2 separate regions of the Homo sapiens genome follow, and region 2 is linked to region 1. A link is a loop called in an ENCODE intact Hi-C map of the cell type or tissue named here. Cell type or tissue: HCT116. All regions are shown on one strand. Each heading gives the region's core, and the rest is flanking DNA. Links, peaks and the distances in the headings are about the cores only.

The links. Hi-C counts contacts between places; a loop is a spot of excess contacts. Peaks named below come from ENCODE experiments on the same cell type or tissue, not always from the same donor. Only the 100,000 strongest peaks of a DNase experiment are listed, where the experiment ranks them.
Region 2: it touches region 1 in a loop (4-fold over the local background); 9 of 110 quality-filtered maps call a loop at or near these places.

What each region holds. Positions count from the first base shown.
Region 1 is chr2:24,379,774-24,385,154 of GRCh38, forward strand. No RefSeq gene overlaps it. Among named protein-coding and RNA genes, the nearest start is that of ITSN2, 22 kb to the left of the region's middle. In HCT116, for the core only: a CTCF peak has its summit at 2,763; a DNase peak (open chromatin) is centred at 2,778.
Region 2 is chr2:23,985,819-23,991,199 of GRCh38, forward strand. The region is part of intron 6 of UBXN2A (UBX domain protein 2A); the gene reads left to right. Among named protein-coding and RNA genes, the nearest start is that of MFSD2B, 22 kb to the right of the region's middle. In HCT116, for the core only: a CTCF peak has its summit at 2,787 (motif pointing right); a DNase peak (open chromatin) is centred at 2,803.

The sequences.
Region 1 (5,381 bases), core at 282-5,281:
TGAGTAGCTGGGACTACAGGCGCCTGCCACCACGCCCGGCTAATTTTTTGTATTTTTAGTTAGAGACGGAGTTTCACCATGGTCTTGATCTCCTGACCTCGTGATCCGCCCACCTTGGCCTCCCAAAGTGCTGGGATTACAAGCGTGAGCCACGGCGCCGAGCCTCCATCAGTTTTATGTTGGACAATTTAGCCTTTCTAAACCTTTTTCTCATCTTTAAAGGGGGGATACAATCACTTTTGTAAGTTTATTTCAAGTGAGGAGCTATCAGGCACAGTGCCTGGCGCATCCCAGGCCTTCTCTACTTGTACACTGAGTAGGAAAGCACAAGGCAGTCTTAATGCTTGGCTTGCTCTGTAGTTTATTCAATTTTTGCTTTTTTGTGACACATTCTAGGGAGTCTTAGATTAAATTTAGTCATACTATTATCCAGGCTTGGTGGCTCACACCTGTAATCCCAGCACTTTAGGAGGCCGAGGCGGGTCGGCCACCTGAGGTCAGGGGTTCGAGACCAGCCTGGCCAACATGGTGAAACCCCATTTCTACTAAAAATACAAAAATTATCAGGGTGTGGTGGCACATGCCTGTAATCCCAGCTACTCAGGAGGCTGAGACAGAAGAATTGCTTGAACCTTGGAGGTGGAGGTTGCAGTGAGCCAAGATCACACCACTGCACTCCAGCCTGGGCAACAGAGGGAGACTCCGACTCAAAAAAAAAAAAAAAAAAAAGTAGGTGTATTATTTAATCTATTTTCTAGGTCTAGAAAAGCAAAGGCGCTTCAATATTTAGATACCTACTTTCTAAATCATTATGTGTATGTGTGTGTGTACACTTGTGTGTGTTTGTGTGTCTGTGTTTACTATTTCAGTCAAATGCTGTATCATCAAAGTTAGTTGTATGTGTGAAAGAGAAACTTTGGATTCTAGGTGGACAACCCACTAGATCTTTGAGAAAATATCTATAAATGGAGAATAAGAACATTAGTTACTGTTTTGCAGGCTGGAAATGTGGCCCCATTCCCTCTCTAATCTTCTGCTAAGCCAGGCAGGACTTCAAGATCAAGGCCTAGGTAAAAAGTAGGCCTCCCAGGTACTTTACCCTCAGGGTCACACTTTGATTTTACCCTAGGAAGGGTAAATAAAAAGAAAGGGAAACCAAGAGAAAAAGAGCCCTTTATCTATAAATCCTGACCAAGAGTTTCTCCTCGGCTGAACTTTAGTCATGCTCCTCTGACGGTCCTCTGCACTAGGCCTTGGCCCTGTCCTTGCTGGGCCTGCATAGCCCAGTTTCAGTGAGAATCCTGCTCAGTGACTGTAGTGATACCCTCACACCCTTGATAGCTGGCTTCTTCATCCTCCACCCACAGTGTCTAAGTCCTTGGGTTGCCTTTAGCAACAATCCTATTAAGTTTGTTTAGCAAGAATCCTCTTATCTGCTCTTAGTAATTTTCCATCCATTGACCCCCTCACTCTGCTCCTTGGCTAAAAATTCCCACTTGTCCTTGTTGGATTGAGGGTTGAGCCCAACCTCTCTCCCCAACTCCCAGACTCCATTGCAGCAGTTCCCCAGAATAAAGTCTGTCTTACTGTTCTTTAGCACAGGTCAGAATAATTTTTTCTTTTTTTTCTTGTTTTTTGAGACAGAGTCTTGCTTTGTTGCCCAGGCTGGAGTGCAGTGGTGCAGTCTCAGCTCACTGCAACCTCTGCCTCCTGGGTTCAAGTGATTCTCTTGCCTCAGCCTCCTGAGTAGCTGGGATTACAGACACACGCAACCAAGCCTGGCTAATTTTTGTATTTTTAGTAGAGATGGGGTTTCCCCATGTTGGCCAGGCTGCTCTCGAACTCCTGACCTCAGGTGATCCACCCGCCTCAGCCTCCTAAAGTGTTGGGATTACAGATGTGAGCCACCACACCTGGCCTGAATAATTTTTTCTTTAACAACCCTGACAAATCCACCCCAGGCTATCTCAGGGCTACCTCAGAGAACCACCTTTTTTTTTTTTTTTTTTTTTTGAGATGGAGTCTCACTCTGTCGCCCAGGCTGGAGTGCAGTGTCACAGTCTCAGCTCACTGCAACCTCCGCCTCCTGGGTCAAGTGATTCTTCTGCCTCAGCTTCTCAAATAGCTGGGATTACAGCCGCACGCCACCATGCCTGGCTAATTTTTGTATTTTTGTAGAGATGGGATTTCACCATGGTGGTCAGGCTGGTCTTGAACTCCTGACCGCAGGTGATCCACCCGCCTCAGCCTCCCAAAGTGCTGAAATTATAGGCGTGAGCCACTGCACCTGGCCAGAGAACCACTTTTTAAAATCCAAAGATTTATTTAATCTTATTTATGTATTTAAAGACAGGGTCTCTTTTTGTCGCCCAGGCTGGAGTGCAGTGGTGCGATCTGGGCTCACTGCAACCTCTACCTTCCGGGTTCAAGTCATCCTCCTGCCTCAACCTCCTGAGTAGCTGGGATTACAGGCGCCCACCACCGCGCCTGGCTAATTTTTGTATTTTTAGTAGAGATGGGGTTTCACCATTTTGGCCAGGCTGGTCTCGAACTCCTGACCTCAAGTGATCTGCCCTCCTCGGCCTCCCAAGGTGCTGGCATTTCAGGCGTGAGCCACTGCGTCCGGCCAAAATCCAAAGATTTAAATAGGAACAAGCAGGAAAGGAAAGTCCATGGGTGAGCAAATGCTTCCAATCTCTTAGGTCCTTACATTCTTGTTAAACTTCACCCTTAGCAATAATTAAGCCCCAAAGTCTCCTTGACGTGTATATTTTTTTCCCACAGCAAAGGCGTTAGTGTGAGGAAATCCTTGTGCTCCCCCTAGAGGTTAGAGGGCGCATCCAGCACGTCCTGGCAAAGTGTGTGTGGATGGCGCAGGGTGGGTGGGGTGGGGGGATGCTTGTTGTTTTACTATTAAAGTCAGGAAATCAAGGGTTTTGCATTCTCTCTCCAGGGAGCTTTGCAGAGTACCAGAAATGTCTTGTCTGCACCTTCATGCGGTTTATTTTTCAGTCTTTGCTTGTTCTCCACCTGGGACTCATGAAATCGGTAGTTCTGCCCCTTTACAAGTGTTCCTTTGATGTAATACCCAGGGAGCCAGAGAACTAGGTCAGGACATTCTATCAAGTACAATCCAAGTATTTTTCCAAGTGGACCACCTGCATAAAAATATCCTGAAGAGTTTGTTTAAGATGAAGAATTCTGGGCCCCACCCCACAACCTTCTGAATTGGCATTTCTGGAGGTGAGGCAATTCTTATGCACATTAAGGTTTAAGAACCACTGCTGTACCCTACTTGAGAAGGAATTTCTCCCTTCTATATCTTGTTTAAAATTATGCTGTAGGATGCTATAATCAAACCCATCAGACAGGGTTACAGATCTAATGAGCCCAATAGAAAGATAACATAAGATGCTAGTCTTTCACTCTGAAAACAGAACCCAGCGGGCAAATCACAAGGTCACGAGTTTGAGACCAGCCTGGCCAACATTGTGAAACCCTGTCTCTACTAAAAATACAAAAAATTATCTGGGCATACTGGCGGGCACCTGTAATCCCAGCTACTTGGGAGGCTAAGGCAGGAGAATCACTCGAACCTGGGAAGCAGAGGTTGCAGTGAGCTGAGATCGCACCACTGCATTCCAGCCTGGGTGGCAGAGCGAGACTCTGTCTCAAACAAAAACAAAAACAACAAAAAACTCTTCCCAATTCAATCCCGTGAATCTAAATCCTCAAATATGTAGAAAATGCTTGTCTCTTTTTTTTTCCTTTTTAAAAAAATTTCTCCCATTTTTAAAATGTTTTCATTGTTGTGGGTACTTAGTAGGTATATATTGGGTTACATGAGAATTTTTTTAAATTTTATTATTATTATACTTTAAGTTTTAGGGTACATGTGCACAATGTGCAGGTTTGTTACATATGTATACATGTGCCATGTTGGTATGCTGCACCCATTAACTCGTCATTTAACATTAGGTATATCTCCTGATGCTATCCCTCCCCCCTCCCCCCATCCCACAACAGTCCCCGGAGTGTGATGTTCCCCTTCCTGTGTCCATGTGTTCTCATTGTTCAATTCCCACCTATGAGTGAGAATGTTGCCCAGGCTGGAGTGCAGTGGCGTGATCTTGGCTCACTGCAACCTCTCCTCCCAAGTAGCTGGGACTATGGGCAGTGCCACCACGCCTGGCTAATTTATGTGTTTTTAGGAGAGACAGGGCTTTGCCATGTTGGCCAGGCTGGCCTCAAGTGATCCACCTGCCTGGGCCTCCCAAAGTGCTGGGATTACAGGCGTGAGCCACCGCACCAGGCCTAAAAATTATTATTTTAAAAAGATGACCGTGCCCAGCCTACATGAGATGTTTTGATACAGGCATGCAATGCATAATAATCACATCAGGGTAAATTAAGTATTCGTCACCTCAAGCCTTTATCCTTTGTGTTACAAACAATCCAATTATACTCTTTTAGTTTTTTAGATTTTATTTTATTTTTTGAGATGGAGTCTCACTGTGTCGCCTGGGCTGCCTGCAACCTCCGCCTCCTGGGTTCAAGTGATTCTCATGCCTCAGTCTCCCGGGTAGCTGGGATCACAGGCATGCTCCACCACACCTGGCTAACTTTTCTATTTTTAGTAGAGACAGGGTTTCGACACGTTGGCAAGTCTGGTCTCAAACTCCTGACCTCAAGCCATACACCCGCCTTCCAAAGTGCTGGGATTACAGGCGTAAGCCATCATGCCCAGCCTCTTTTAGTTATTTTTAAATGTACAATTAAATTATTTTGGGGCTGGGTGCAGGGGCTCATGCCTGTAATCCTAGCAGTTTGGGAGGCCAAGGCAGAAGGATCACTTGAGCCCAGGAGCTCGAGACCAGCCTGGGCAACGTAGCAAGACCTCGTCTCTACAAAAAAATAAACACAATTAGCTGGATGTGGTGGTGTGTGCCTGTAGTCCCAGCTACTTGGGAAGCTAAGGTGGGAGGATCACTTGAGCCCAGGAGGTAGAGGCTGCAGTGAGCTATGATCACACACCACTCCACTCCAGCCTGGGTGACAGAGTGAGACCCTGTTGAAATATATATATATATATATATTTTTTTTTTTTTTTTTACCATAGTCATCCTGTTGTGCCAGCAAATTCTAGCTCATTTATTCTTTCTAAACTTTTTTTTTTTTTTGAGATGGAGTTTCACTCTTGTCCAGGCTAGACTGCAAATGGCATGATCTCGGCTCACTGCAATCTCCACCTCCCAGGTTTGAGCGATTCTCCTGCCTCAGCCTCCCAAGTAGCTGGGATTACAGGCACCTGCCACCACACCAGCTAATTTTTTTTTTTTTTTTTTTTTTTGGTATTTTTAGTAGAGACAGGGTTTCACCAT
Region 2 (5,381 bases), core at 68-5,067, 390 kb before region 1:
GACCTCGTGTCTACAAAAAAATTTTTTTAAATTAGCTGAACATGGTGATGCACATCCGTAGTCCCAGCTACTTGGGAGGAGAATTGCTTGAGCCCAGGAGGTAGAGACTGCAGTGAGCCGAATTGCACCATTACACTGCAAGCCTGGGTGACATTGAGACCCTGTCTCAAAAAATAAAAATAATCATAACAATAACAGTAATGAAGTTGGCCGGGCACGGTGGCTCACACCTGTAATCCCAGCACTTTGGGAGGCCGAGACGGGTGGATCACGAGGTCAGGAGATCGAGACCATCCTGGCTAACACGGTGAAACCCTGTCTCTACTAAAAATACAAAAAAAATTAGCCGGGCGTGGTGGTGGGCGCCTGTAGTCCCAGCTACTCTGGAGGCTGAGGCAGGAGAATGGCGTGAACCCGGAAGGCGGAGCTTGCAGTGAGCCGAGATTGCGCCACTGCACCCCAGCCTGAGCGATTGAGCAAGACTCCATCTCAAAAAATAATAATAATAATAATAGTAATAATAATGAAGTATTTTCAGTCTGTTTTAGGATTTTCATTCTCATCATTTGATTCATTTTTCTGTTTAAGTAGATGCATAATTATAAAAGAATTATTTTTAATGTTTTAAATTAGTCATTAGCATTATATGCATATCCTTCTGTCAATTATAGTGAAAGAATGAAAATACAGAAAAACATTAAAAGAAATTGAAGTTAATATGAATTCCACCACTCAGAGATAATCAATAGTATCAGTTTGATGCATTTTTCCAGTCTTTTATCTCTTCCTAAAAGCTTTTTTTTTTTTTTTGAGACGGGGTCTTCTGCCACCCAGGCTGGAGTGCAGTGGCACGATCTCAGCTCACTGCAACCTTCATCCCCCGGGTTCAAGCGATTCTCCTGCCTCAGCCTCCTGAGTAGCTGGGATTACAGGCACGTGCCACCATGCCTGGCTAATTTTTGTATTTTTAGTAGAGATGGGGTTTTGCCATATTGCCCAGGCTGGTCTCAAACTCCTGACCTCAGGTGATCCACCCACCTCGGCCTCCCAAGGTGCTGGGATTACAAGCATGAGCCACCGTGCCCAGCCTTCTTAAAAGCTTTTTTTTGGCTGGGTGTCGTGGCTCATTCTTGTAGTCCCAGCAATTTGGGAGGCTGGGGACTATTCAGGAGGCTGAGGTGGGAGAATCACCTGAGCCCCGGAGGTTGAGGCTGTGATGAGCCATGATCTCACCACTGTACCCCAGCCTGGGTGACAGAGCAAGACCCTGTCTCAAAAGGAAAAAAAAAAAGTTTGTTTTGTTTTAATTAAAAATAGAAACATGTCATATATAGCATATGTAATTTTTCTTTTTTTAAAAAAATTTTTTTTCAGGAAATGTGGTACAGATAAATAACAAATATAGGGAGAGAGTTAAAAGAATAAGAATAAAATACATATGTACCACCTACCTCAAAACATAGATTCTTATCAGTATACCTTATGTGTCTTTCTGTGATCATGTCTCTTCTTCTGTGGAAGAGGTAAATAACCACTGTCCTAAATTTGTGTTGATAATTTGCTGCTTTTATTTATAGCTTTACCTAGTATATATGTATTGCTAAAATAGACTAAATTGTTTTGCTTATTTCCAAATAATTACTCTGAATTTCAAACCAGCAAAAACTTACAGAAAAAGGACCTGGCACGGTGGCTCACGCCTGTAATCCCAGCACTTTGGGAGGCCGAGGTGAGCAGATTACGAGGTCAGGAGATGGAGACCATCCTGGCAAGCACGGTGAAACCCCATCTCTACTAAAAATACAAAAAATTAGCCGGGCGTGGTGGCAAGTGCCTGTAGTCCCAGCTACTCGGGAGGCTGAGGCAGGAGAATGGCGTGAACCTGGGAGGTGGAGCTTGCATTAAGCCGAGATCGCGCCACTGCACTCCAGCCTGGGGGACAGAACGAGACTCCATCTCAAAAAAAAAAAAAACAAAAAAAACTTACAGAAAATGTTCAAGAACAATATAAAGAACTTTTCTTGGCCAGGTGCAGTGGCTCACGCCTATAATCCCAGCATTTTAGGAGACCGAGGCAGGCAGATCACAAGGTCAGGAGTTTGAGACCAGCCTGACCAAAATGGTAAAACCCCATCTCTACTAAAAATACAAAAAATTAGCTGGCCGTCGTGGCGTATGTCTGTAATCTCAGCTACTCAGGAGGCTGAGGCAGGAGAATCACTTGAACCTGGGAGGCAGAGGTTGTAGTGGGCTGGGATCGTGCCACTGCAGTCCAGCCAGGGTGACAGAGTGAGGCTCCATCTCAAAAAAAAAAAAAAAAAGAAAGAAAAAACTTTTCTCCCTAAGCATTCAAGAGTTAGTGCCAGTCTGATGACCCATCACTTGAAATACTTAGGTATAGATTATCTGTAAACAAGGAACTTCTCCCACATAACCACAATACAGCCATTTAAATCAGGAAACTTAACCTTAATACGCTTGTATCGACTAATAGACCCTAATTCAGGGTTTTCCATTTTATCTAATACCTTCCTTTATAGCAAAAGGCCATTCAGAATTACACATTGCACTTAGTTGTCGTATCTCAGTTTGAAATAGTTCCTTGTCTTCCTTTGATTTTTATAACCTTGACTTTTTAAAATATTACAAGCCAATTTGTTTTGTTTGATGCTTCCTCATGATTATATTTAGGTCACTAATTTTGGCAGGGGTGTGACAGAACTAATGCTTTGTACCTCTCATTGTATTCCAACAGGTGGCATCATTTACATTTGTCCCATTATGATGATGTTAAATTTGACACTCGATTAAAGTGGTGTCTACCAGAGTCCTTTACTGTAAAGTTACTCATTTTCCCTTTGTAATTAATCTGTATTTAGTGGGAAGGACTTTGAAATAGGATACTTATGTTGCTCACAAGACCTCAGATTGATTGATTGATTGATTTGTGTCTATACCTACTCATAGTTTGCTATTTTATTCAATAGTTTATGAACTCTTACCATCATTATTTATTTTGATATGCACATTGTCTCAGGTACAGTTTGTGAGACGTCCTTTAAACTGATTCCTGTGTTATTTTGAAATGGTCCCATAATTCTTGAACATTTCCTTGTTTTCAGCACAAAATTTTTTTTCAAGTTCATTCTACGCTTTTCCAGGAATCCCTAGTTCTTTTTAGTGGACAGCGGTATTGACAATCCAGGATCTGGGTACTAGATATGCTTATTGCTTATCAGGATACCACTGCTTCCAGGCCCTCTGTTTGAAAAGAATTGTTTGTGTGCACACGCACACACACACACGCCAAAAAGAAAACTATTTCAAAAATTGAAGAGGGGATACTTCCAGACTCATTCTATGAGGCCAGCATTACCCTGATACCAAAATCAACAAAGACACACACAAAAAACCTATACATATACATATGTGTGTGTGTGTGTGTGTATGTATATATATGCACTTAAGTTTATATCTGTATTTATTCCTTTTTTTTTTTTTTTGAGACAGGGTCTCACTCTGTCTCCCAGGTTGGAGTGTAGTGGTATAATTACAGATCACTGCAGCCTCCACCTCCCCAGACTCAGGTGATCCTCCTCAGTTTTTATACTTTTAATAGAGAGGGGGTTTCACCCTGTTGCCTAGGCTGGTCTCAAACTCCTGGACTCAAGCGATCCACCTGCCTCGGCCTCCCAAAGTGCTAGGATTACAGGCATGAGCCACCACACCCGGCCTTATTTCTATATTTTTATATATCAAAAACCGTGAATCCACGTAGATACATCCACTTTCAGTCTGGTAGGGCCAGGCGTGGTGGCTCATACCTGTAATCCCAGCACTTTGGGAGGCCAAGGCGGGCAGATCACTGGAGCCTAGCAGTTCAAAACCAGTCTGGGCAACATGGTGAAACTCTATCTCTACAAAAAACACAAAAAGTTGCCAGACGTGGTGGCACTCACCTGTGGTCTCAGATACTCGGGAGGCTGAAGTAGGAGGATCACCTGTACCCTGGGGAGGTTGAGGCTGCAATAAGCTGTGATTGCACCACTGCATTCCAGCCTGGGCAATAGAACCAGACCTTGTCTCAAAAAATATCTATATAAGGATTGTTCTAATTTTCTCCTTTCCATATTTGTAACTAACTTCTACAGTGCAAGGCCTGGCTCCAGTTATAATTAACACATTTATTTAATCAGTTTTCCTATATGTGACCAATGTCCTTTTTCCACTGCTGCCTCCTACCCCACATGTAAGCCTTCCTCACACTGCTTGGGCTTTGACTCTCCTTGTTGAATTCCAATATGGATTCCCTCCTCTTCCTGCTAGGCTCTCTGACACATCATCACCCCAGGGCACCCCTTCACTGGAATGCCCTCTCACACTGCTTGACTTGAGGACTCTATGCCAGTGACCTCCTCTGCTTGGTAGACTGACATTCTGGGCTGCCTCTAAGATGCTCTCCTCACCACTGTCTGGTTCTGACACACTGCAGTCAACTGCTCTTCCATATGAATGCTTTTTTACTCTGCTTGGGACAACCTGCTCTGTTGTGATTTTTACTGGGCAATAGCTGACTGATTCAGCCATGTAAACTTGGACTGTTACCCATAAAGGTAGACTGAATAATTATTTTTATAATGGAAGACAGTAATCAAAAAATATTTGCAGCTGGGCGTGGTGGCTCAGGCCTGAAATCCCAGCACTTTGGGAGGCCGGGGGGGCGGGGGGGCGGATCACTTGAGGTCGGAAGTTCAAGACCAACCTGGCCAACATGGTGAAACCCCATCTCCACAAAAAATACAAAAATTAGCTGAGTGTGGTGGCCCACTCCTGTAATCCCAGCTACTTGGGAGGCTGAAGCAGGAGAATGGCTTGAACCCAGGAGGTGGAGGTTGCAGTGAGCTGAAATCACACCACTGCACTCCAGCCTGGGTGACAGAGTGAGACTCCATCTCAAAAAAAAAAAAAAAGTATTTGCTATGGCTGCACACATAAACATGGATGAGTCCCAAAAACATAATGTAGAGATAAAGCTATAGAACACATACACTATGATTCCATTCATGTCAGGTTTAAAAAAGTAAAACTGTCCTTAAAAGCTACTAAGCCATGACTACTCTTCTCCTACCCACCAGCTTGGATATTTTTCCTCACCCCACTTGGCCTCTGACATCCTACACTAGACAGCTCTTATATGGGCCACCACAACTCCCAGCATTTCTGAAATAGATGCCTCCCATGTTCTGTCCTACTAATGGCTTGGTGGCTTTTGGACTGAATCATTAAAAAATTGTGTTTTTCTTCCGTTTTTTCTGCTTATTTTATTAGTTACCAAGAAAGTTGTGCTAAAATCTCCAACTATGATTATGGATTTGTCTATT